Regions from separate parts of the Homo sapiens genome. Here region 1 is linked to region 2. A link is an interaction called in ENCODE POLR2A ChIA-PET data of the cell type or tissue named here. Cell type or tissue: OCI-LY7. All regions are shown on one strand. Links, peaks and the distances in the headings refer to the core of each region. The heading gives the core; the rest is flanking DNA. Region 1 has its middle 7.8 kb from the start of RBX1. Region 2 has its middle 32 kb from the start of MCHR1.

Region 1 (4,390 bases), core at 92-4,091, 230 kb before region 2:
AGATGGGGTTTCACTGTGTTAGCCAAGATGGTCTCAATCTCTTGACCTCATGATCTGCCCACCTCGGCCTCCCAAAGTGCTGGGAATGCTATAATTTTTACTTTAGGTCGGGCGCAGTGGCTCATGCCTGTAATCCCAGCACCTTGGGAGGCCAAGGCAGGCAGATCACCTGAGGTCAGGAATTCGAGGCCGGGCGCGGTGGCTCACGCCTGTAATCCCAGCACTTTGGGAGGCCGAGGCGGGTGGATCACGAGGTCAGGAGATCGAGACCATCCTGGCTAACACGATGAAACCCCATCTCTACTAAAAATACAAAAAAATTAGCTGAGTGTGGTGGCGGGCACCTGTAGTCCCAGCTACTCGGGAGGCTGAGGCAGGAGAATGGCGTGAACCCGGGAGGCAGAGCTTGCAGTGAGCTGAGATCGCACCACTGCACTCTAGCCTGGGTGACAGAGCGAGACTCCGTCTCAAAAAAAAAAAAAAAAAAAAAGGAATTCGAGACCATCCTGGCCAACAAGGTGAAACCCCGTCTCTGCTAAAAAAAAAAAAAAAAAAAAAAAAATTAGCTTTGCATAGTGGCACATGCCTATAATCCCAGGTACCCGAGAGGCAGAGGTTGCAATGTGCTGAGATTGTGCCACTGCACTCCAGCCTGGGTGACAGAGCGAGACTCTGTCTCCAAAAAAAAAAATTATAGCATTATCTAATATAGTCCTAAATCTATATGGAGAAAATATTTCAAACAATTATCGTATAAACTGGGAATGGTGAAGGGACACAGAGGGAGGTAAGGTTTTTATATTTCTCTCAAACTGGTAAAATGATGACATTAGTAGACTGTCATAAGTCATGTATATATGAGCCATCACTTAAAAAGCTATACAAAGAGACACACTCAGAAGAGAAACACTATAGATAAAATGGAATTGTAAAAAATGTTTAACACAGAAAGGCAGAAAAACAGAGAACAAGCAGAAAACAAAAAATAAAATGAGGTGGGGCACGCTGGCTCGCATCTGTAATCCCAGCACTTTGGGAGGCCAAGGCAAGAGGATCCCTTGAGCCCAGGAGTTCGAGACCAGCCTTGGCAACATAATGAGACCTCATCTCTACAAACAATACACACACACACACACACACACACACACACAGACACACACACACAAACATGAGTGTGGTGGTGCACAACTGTATTCTTAACTACTTGGGAGGCTGAGGCAGGAGGATGACTTGAGCCCACCAATGTCAAGACTGCCGTGAGCTGCGATTTCGGCACTATACTCTAGTGTAAGTGATAGAGTGATACCTTGTCTCAAAAATAAAATAATCACTTCAACCTGAGGAAGCTGATTAGAAAAATAGAAAAAAATAAAATGACAGACTTCAGCCCTAACATATCAACAATTGCATTAAATGCAGATGGTCTAAATATGCCAATTAAAAGAAATTGGCAGAGTGGATTTTAAAAAAAACCAGTTGTATGTTATCTGCAACAAATTCACTACAGATATGATATAGGCAAGTTGCAAGTAAAAGGATGAAAAAAGTTGTGTCATACAAGCATTCATCAAAGGAAAGCAAGAGTGACTATACTAAAATAAACTAAAGTGGACTTTGGAGCAAAGAAAATTAACGTAGAAAGAGCGGGACATTATACGATGCTAAAAGAGTCAATCCACTAAGAAGACATAGCAATCCTAAATATGTATGCACTAAAAAACAGCACTGCAAAACATGTGAAGTGAAAACTGACAGACCTAAAAGTAGAAATAGATAAGTCCAAGCCAGGTGCAGTGGCCCACACCTGTAATCCCAGCACTTTGGGAGGCCGAAGTGGGAGGATTGCTTGAACATAGGAGTTGACTGGTCTGGGCAACATAGTGAGACCCTGCCTCACAAAAAATAAAAAAAAATTAGCCCAGCATGGTGCCACACACCTGTGGTCTCAGCTACATGGGAGGCTGAGGTGGGAGGATCTCTTGAGCCTAGGAGGTCGAGGCTGCAGTGAGCCATGATTGCACCACTGCACTACAGCTGGGTAACAGAGTGAGACCCTGTTTCAAAAAAAAAAGAAAAAAAAATCTAATGACTTAGGCAAAATTGATCACTTCCTCAAAAACAAGTTACCACAAGTCATCCAAGATGAAATAATTTGAATAGCCCTATAACTTTTTTTTTTTTTTTTGAGACAGAATCTCACTCTGTTGCCCTGGCTGGAGTGCAGTGGTGTGATCTCGGCTCACTGCAAACTCTGCCTCCCGGCTTCAAGTGATTCTTGTGCCTCAGTCTCCTGAGTAGCTGGGACTGCAGGCACATGCCACCATGCCTGGCTAATTTTTGTATTTTTAGTAGAGGCGGGGTTTTGCCATGTTGCCCAGGCTGGTGTCGAACTACTGACCTTAAGTGATACACCTGCCTTGGCCTCCCAAAGTGCTGGTATTACAAGCGTGAGCATGGGAGGTGGAAACTGTAGTGAGCTGAGATCGTGCTACTGCACTCCAGCCTGGGCAGACCCAGAACTTGTCTCAAAGGAAAAAACAAAAAGTTGAGGATCATCTATAATTTTATGAAGCTAGTTTTACTCTGATAACAAAACCAGACAGAGTACAAAAAAGAAAACTACAGAAATAATAACTGTCATGAATATACACACAAAAATCCGCAACAAAATATTAGCAAATGATAGCTACAAACATTTTTAAAATTTTTGTTAATGGGACAAAATATTAGCAAATATAAAAATGATTATTCACCATGGCCAAGTGGGGTTTTTTCCAGGGATGCAAGGCTGGTTCAATATTTCAAAATAAATCAATGGATTCTTCCATATTAATGGGCTCAAGAAGAAAAATCACATGATTATATCAATAGGTGCACACAAAACATTTGCAAAATTAAACATCCATTCATGATATAAATTCTCAGAAAAACAGAAGTAGAAGGGGAACTTCTTCAATGTGATAAGGAGCAGGTACAAAAACCCGCCGATGTTATACCTCTGGTCCTCTGTATCTGTGGATTCAACCAACAAGGGATCAAAAATACTTGGGGGAAAAAACCCAATAAGGATGTTGTGTTTGTACTGAACATGTACAGCCTTTTTTTCCTTGTCATTATTTCCTATCTAGACTATATGGTACGTCAACTATTTACATAGCATTTACATTGTATTATAAGTAATCTAGAGATAATTTAAAGGATGCAGGAAGGTATGCCTAGGTTATATGCAAATACTACACCATTTTATCTCAGGGACTTGAAGATCCTGGGATTTTGGTATACGTGGGGGATCCTGGAGCCAATCCCCCATGGACATCAAGGGACAAGTGTACTTAATGGTGAAATGCTGAATACTTTCTCCTAAAATTGGGAACAAGGCAAGAAAGGCCTCATCACTCTTTCACTGTTATTTATTATAGCACTAGAACTTCTAGCCAGTGGGACAAGACCAAAAAAAAAAAAAAAAAAAAAAAAGGAAGTAGCCAGGCGCAGTGGCTTACGCCTGTAATCCTAGCACTTTGGGAGGCTGAGGCGGGTGGATCACCTGAGATCAGGAGTTCCAGACCAGCCTGGCCAACATGGTGAAACCCCGTCTCTACCAAAAATACAAAAATTAGCCAGATGTGGTGGTGTACACCTGTAATCCCAGCTACTCGGGAGGCTGAGGCAGGAGAATCGCTTGAACCAGGGAGCCGGAGGTTGCAGTGAGCCCAGATCGCACCATTGCACTCCAGCCTGGGTGGCAGATTGAGACTCTGTCTCAAAAAAAAAAAAAGGGAAGTAAAAGGCATACAGGTTGGAAAGGAGGAAATAAAACTGTCCCATTTTTAGATGACACATGGTTTATGTAGAAAATCTCAAGGAATCTAGCAAAACTCTTACAACTAAATGAGTTCAGCAAGGTTACAGAATACATGATAAACATACCAAAATCAATTGTATTTGTATATACTAGCTAAGAATATGTGGACACTGAAATTGAAAGGAATATGCCACTTCTAATCATCCAAAAAGTGAAATAGTTAGGTGTAAATCTAACAAAACATACTTCAGACTTGTGTGCTGAAAACTACACAACACTGATAAGAGAAATAAAAAATATATGTATATTTTTGAGACACAAGCTCCCTTTGTTGCCCAGTCTGGAGTGCAGTGGTGTGATCTCAGCTCCCTGCAACCTTGGACTCCTGGGCTCAAGCAATCCTCTTCCTTCAGCATTCCGAGTAGCTGGGACTATAGGCGTGTGTCACCATGCCCAGCTAATTTTTTGGTATTTTTTGTAGAGATGTGTCTCACCAAGTTTCCCAGGCTGGTCTCCAACTCTTGGCCTCAAGCAATCATCGCTCCTCAGCCTCCCAAAGTGCTGAGATGACATGCATGAGCTACCATA
Region 2 (4,390 bases), core at 193-4,192:
TTATAAGAATGAAATCTAAGGCTCCACAAGCTTAAGTGTTTTGCCTAAGATCTCAGTGCAGGAATATGAACCCAGGTCCACCTCATCTCAAGGTGGTGTCCCTTCACCACTACCTTCCACAGTGAGGTTGTTCGGTCAAGCAAACCAGGCAGGAGAGGGATCGTCTCTTCTCTTGAGATGATGGCGGCCAATCATTAAATCTCCCCCTAAGCAAGGAAGTCTTTAGGGACTTGACCTCCAGCCTCACCTGAAGGTTCCCTTGTCCTCAGAAGTCCCATCTCTCTCCTTCAATCAGGTAGTGGGATATAGCAGGGAAAGCATAGTGCGGAGCCAGATAGACCCAGGTTCAAATCCATGCGCCCTGTGGACTCCCTGATTTCGTCCTTGCTATAGAATTGAGGGAAAACAGCGACTCTGTTGTTTTGTGTTTTGTTCTTGTAAAGACAGGGTCTCACTATGTTGCCGAGGCTAGTCTTGAACTCCTGGGCTCAAGAGATCCTCCCACCTCAGCCTCCCAAAGAGCTGGGATTACAGGCATGAGCCACCATGCCCAGCCCTAGTTTTGTTTGAAGAATGCTGAGGACTGCCAGGGGTGGTGGCTCACGCCTATAATCCCAGCACTTTGGGAGACTGAGGTGGGTGGAACTCCTTGAGCCCAGGAGTTCGAGGACAGCCTGGGCAACATGGCAAGACCACATCTCTACAAAAAAATAAACAAAATTAGCCAGACATGGTGGCACATGCCTGTGGTCCTGGCTACTCAGGAGGCCGAGGTGGGAGGATCACTTGAGCCGGGGAGGTAGTAAGCCATGATGACGAACTGTACTCCAATCCAGCCTGGGCAACAGAGCAAGACCCTGTCTCAAAAAAAAAAAAAAAAAGAAAAAGAAAAAAAGAGAGAATGCCAAACGCCGAGGGCCGTGGGGAGGACTAAGTGAACCGAGGAGAAGGATCCTTGACTTTTGTATTAAACTCAACCAGCCCAGGCCAGGCGCAGTGGCTCATACCTGTAATTCTCACACTTTGGGAGGCCGGGGTGTAAGGATCACTTGAGGTCAGGAGTTCGAGACCAGCCTGGCTAATGTGATGAAATCCCATCTCTACTAAAAGTACAAAAAAATTACCCGAGTATGGCGGCCAACTCCTGTAACTGTAGCTACTCGGGAGGCTGAGGCAAGAGAATCACTTGAACCTGGGAGGCAGAGATTGCAGTGAGCAGAGATCGTGCCACTGCACTCCAGCCTGGGTGATAGAGCAAGACTTTGTCTCAAAAAAAAAAAAAAAAACCTCAAACAGCCCGTCTCTACCCAGCAGCTTAGGAGACTTTTCTCCTTCTGAGCTCTCTTTTCTGGGTTCTCCCACAAAAAGCTTCCTTCTGTCGCCCCCAGGGTATATAAAGATATTTACTTGTACCCTTGAATTTGATTTCTCTACATCCCATCCTAGAGGCAACTGTGCCTGTAGCCATCCCTGGGGGAATCTTGCCCCACGCACACATTTACTCTGCACCTTCCGGACCCCATACCCCTTTTCTATGTGCCTGTTGCCTCCGGCCAGGCCTCGGAAATCTTGCCCTGTTCTCCCCAGGCTTCGTAGCATGGCCTGACTGACAGTGGCATGTGTAGCAGGATCGCAGATTAATATACAAGGAAAGGCGCACGGAGAGACGATGTTTCTCTCTTTCCTGCAGCTGATCTGCTGAGCCATGAGCCCCTCCGGGGAAGTGGAAAGAAACTGTCATCACTGCACTGCAGCTTATCTCGGTTTAGATAGCCTCTCGATGACTCATGTCTCTGTAAATACTTGGTTTTTTTGTTCTGTTTTGTTTGAGATGGAGTCTCGCTCTGTCACCCAGGCTACAGTGCAGTAGTACGATCATAGCTCACTGTGACCTCAGTATCCTGGGTTCAAGTGATCCTCCTGCCTCAGCCTCCCAAGTAGCTGGGACCACAGCCACACGCCACACGCCACCACATTCAGCTAATTTTTTTTTCACATTCAGCTAATTAAAAAAAATTTTTTTTGGAGGCTGGGTGTGGTGGCTCATGCCTGTAATCCCAGCACTTTGGGAGGCCGAGGTGGGTGGATCACCTGAGGTCAGCAGTTCAAGACTAGCCTGGCTAATCTGGTGAAACCCCATCTCTACTAAAAATAAAAAATTAGCCGGGCGTGGTGGCGCATGCCTGTAATCCTAGCTACCCAGGAGGCTGAGGCAGGAGAATTGCTTGAACCCAGAAGGCGAAGGTTACAGTGAGCCAAGATTGCCCCATTACACTCCAGCCTGGGCAATAAGAGCAAAACTCTGTCTAAAAAAAAAAAAAAAAATTTGTTTGTAGGGGTTGGCTCTCACTATGTTGTCCAGGCTGGTCTTGAACTCCTGAGCTCAAGCGATCCTTCTGCCTCAGCCTCCTAAAGTGCTGGCATTACAGGCGTGAGCCACTGTGCCCAGCCCCCATGTGGGCCTTTTGGAGTGCCCTGCTGACACTCCCTGCCCGGTGAGTCCTCATGGCTGAGTTCCTGTTGTGAGGTCTGCACATATACTGGTCTCTTTTTCCTGCCCTGACACTCTGGGAATCTCAAGGCCCTTCAGCTCTTGCAAGTCCCCTGGTCAGATCCTGGAGGGATTTCAGGATGCCCTGTGGCCGTGGGGAGCCAAGTGTGGGGCCCAGGCTCACCTGTGCAGTCATTTCCCAGCTCATTGTTACTTCCTGTCCTCTTGATTGCTGGACACAGTGTCCAGACCACTATGGGATACTTCCTAGGGCTCCAAATAAAACAGAGGAGGCTGGGCGCGATGGCTCACGCCTGTAATTCTGGCACTTTGGGCAGCCGAGGCAGACAGATCACAAAGTCAGGAGATGGAGACCATCCTGGACAACATGGTGAAACCCCGTCTCTACTAAAAATACAAAAAATTACTGGGTGTGGTGGCGGGTGCCTGTAATCCCAGCTACTTGGGAGGTTGAGGCAGGAGAATTGATTGAACCAAGGAGTCGGAGGTTGCAGTGAGCCAAGATCATGCCACTGCACTCCAGCCTGGTGACAGAGCAAGACTCCATCTCCAAAAAAAAAAAAAAAAAAAAAAAAAGACAGAGGGCTGAGGATCCTGTGCCTTTAGCTGTCCCTCAACCCTTCCAACACGCACCTCCCTCAACCCCTGCCTCTGGCCTGGAGGAGGAGCTTAAGAAGCAGTAGTAGGACGGCCTGTGTCCCTTGCCTCTGCTTCCTTTTGCAGCCATCCTGGGGCCACAGCCACTGCATCACATCTGGATTCCTTCCACCCCAGGCACACACAGCAAAACTCAGTGATCTAGTCCAACAGGCCTAGCTCTTGATATGTTAACACGTGCCTAAATTGTTTAGAAAATCCTTTTCTCTCTTGGCAAAGACTGGCTTTCAAAGCTATTACTTTGCCTTACACAGAGGAATATTTTTTTGGATGTCCACAGCTGCGTATTGGCTTTCTATTTCTCTTTGCAATCCTAATCGTCTCTGAGGCAAACAGATGCCTCTGGCAGAAGGGGAAGGAGGTCACACAAAAGGGAGTGCAAAAGAGGAAAGCACGATAATATCATGCACTAGCTCATTCTCCCCAGGCCCTGTGCTTATGACTTGGCAGTGTTTAAGGTTCCTACCAGCCCTGACATCCTGTGAATCTGTGAATCCTATCCTTTCAAGCCTATCAACATAAGAACCCTTTTTTCATTAGCAGTGTGCTTTTTGTTTGTTTGCTTGCTTGTTTTTGTTTGTTTGTTTTGGTCTGGTTGGTTTTTTTGTTTTTTGGGTTTTTTTTTTTTTTTTGAGACGGAGTCTCACTCTGTCACCCAGGCTGGAGTGCAGGGGCGTGATCATGGCTCACTGCAGCCTTGACCTCCCAGGCTCAGGCGATCCTCCCACCTAAACCTCCCGAGTAGCTGGGACCACAGGCACCTGCCACCAGGCCCGGCTAATTTTTGTATTTTTAGTAGACACAGGGTTTCACCATGTTGGCCAGGCTGGTCTCAAACTCCTGGGCTCAAGCAATCCATTGGCCTCGGCTTCCCAGAGTGCTGGGATTACAAGCATGAGCCACCGTGCCCTGCTGTCTTTCAATTTTTATTAAAGGAGAAGGAGATTTGAGACACAGAGACATAGAAAGCGAGCCAGGTGAAGACTGAGGCAGAGACTGGAGTGGTGCCTGTGTGGGCCTCAGAGCCTCCAGAAGGGACCAACTTACCTGAGAACTTGATTTTGGATTTCTGGCCTCCAGAACTATGAGATAATACATTATTTCACAGTTTCTAACCTGCCAAGTTTGTGGTATTTTGTTATGGCAGCCTAGGAAACTAATACAGGGCACATTGGATTTAGAAATAAAGAGGTCATTGGTTGACTTTGGTGGGTTCTAAAC

The links. Peaks named below come from ENCODE experiments on the same cell type or tissue, not always from the same donor. Only the 100,000 strongest peaks of a DNase experiment are listed, where the experiment ranks them.
Region 1: POLR2A ChIA-PET joins it to region 2 with 13 read pairs; 5 of 35 experiments call an interaction of 5 or more read pairs at or near these places.

Annotation. Positions count from the first base shown.
Region 1 is chr22:40,941,426-40,945,815 of GRCh38, reverse strand. No RefSeq gene overlaps it. Among named protein-coding and RNA genes, the nearest start is that of RBX1, 7.8 kb to the left of the region's middle. In OCI-LY7, for the core only: no CTCF peak of the experiment used is centred there; a DNase peak (open chromatin) is centred at 2,105.
Region 2 is chr22:40,709,101-40,713,490 of GRCh38, reverse strand. No RefSeq gene overlaps it. Among named protein-coding and RNA genes, the nearest start is that of MCHR1, 32 kb to the right of the region's middle. RefSeq lists enhancers at 1-88, 1,052-1,568, 1,592-1,886 and a silencer at 1,659-1,778. In OCI-LY7, for the core only: no CTCF peak of the experiment used is centred there; no DNase peak of the experiment used is centred there.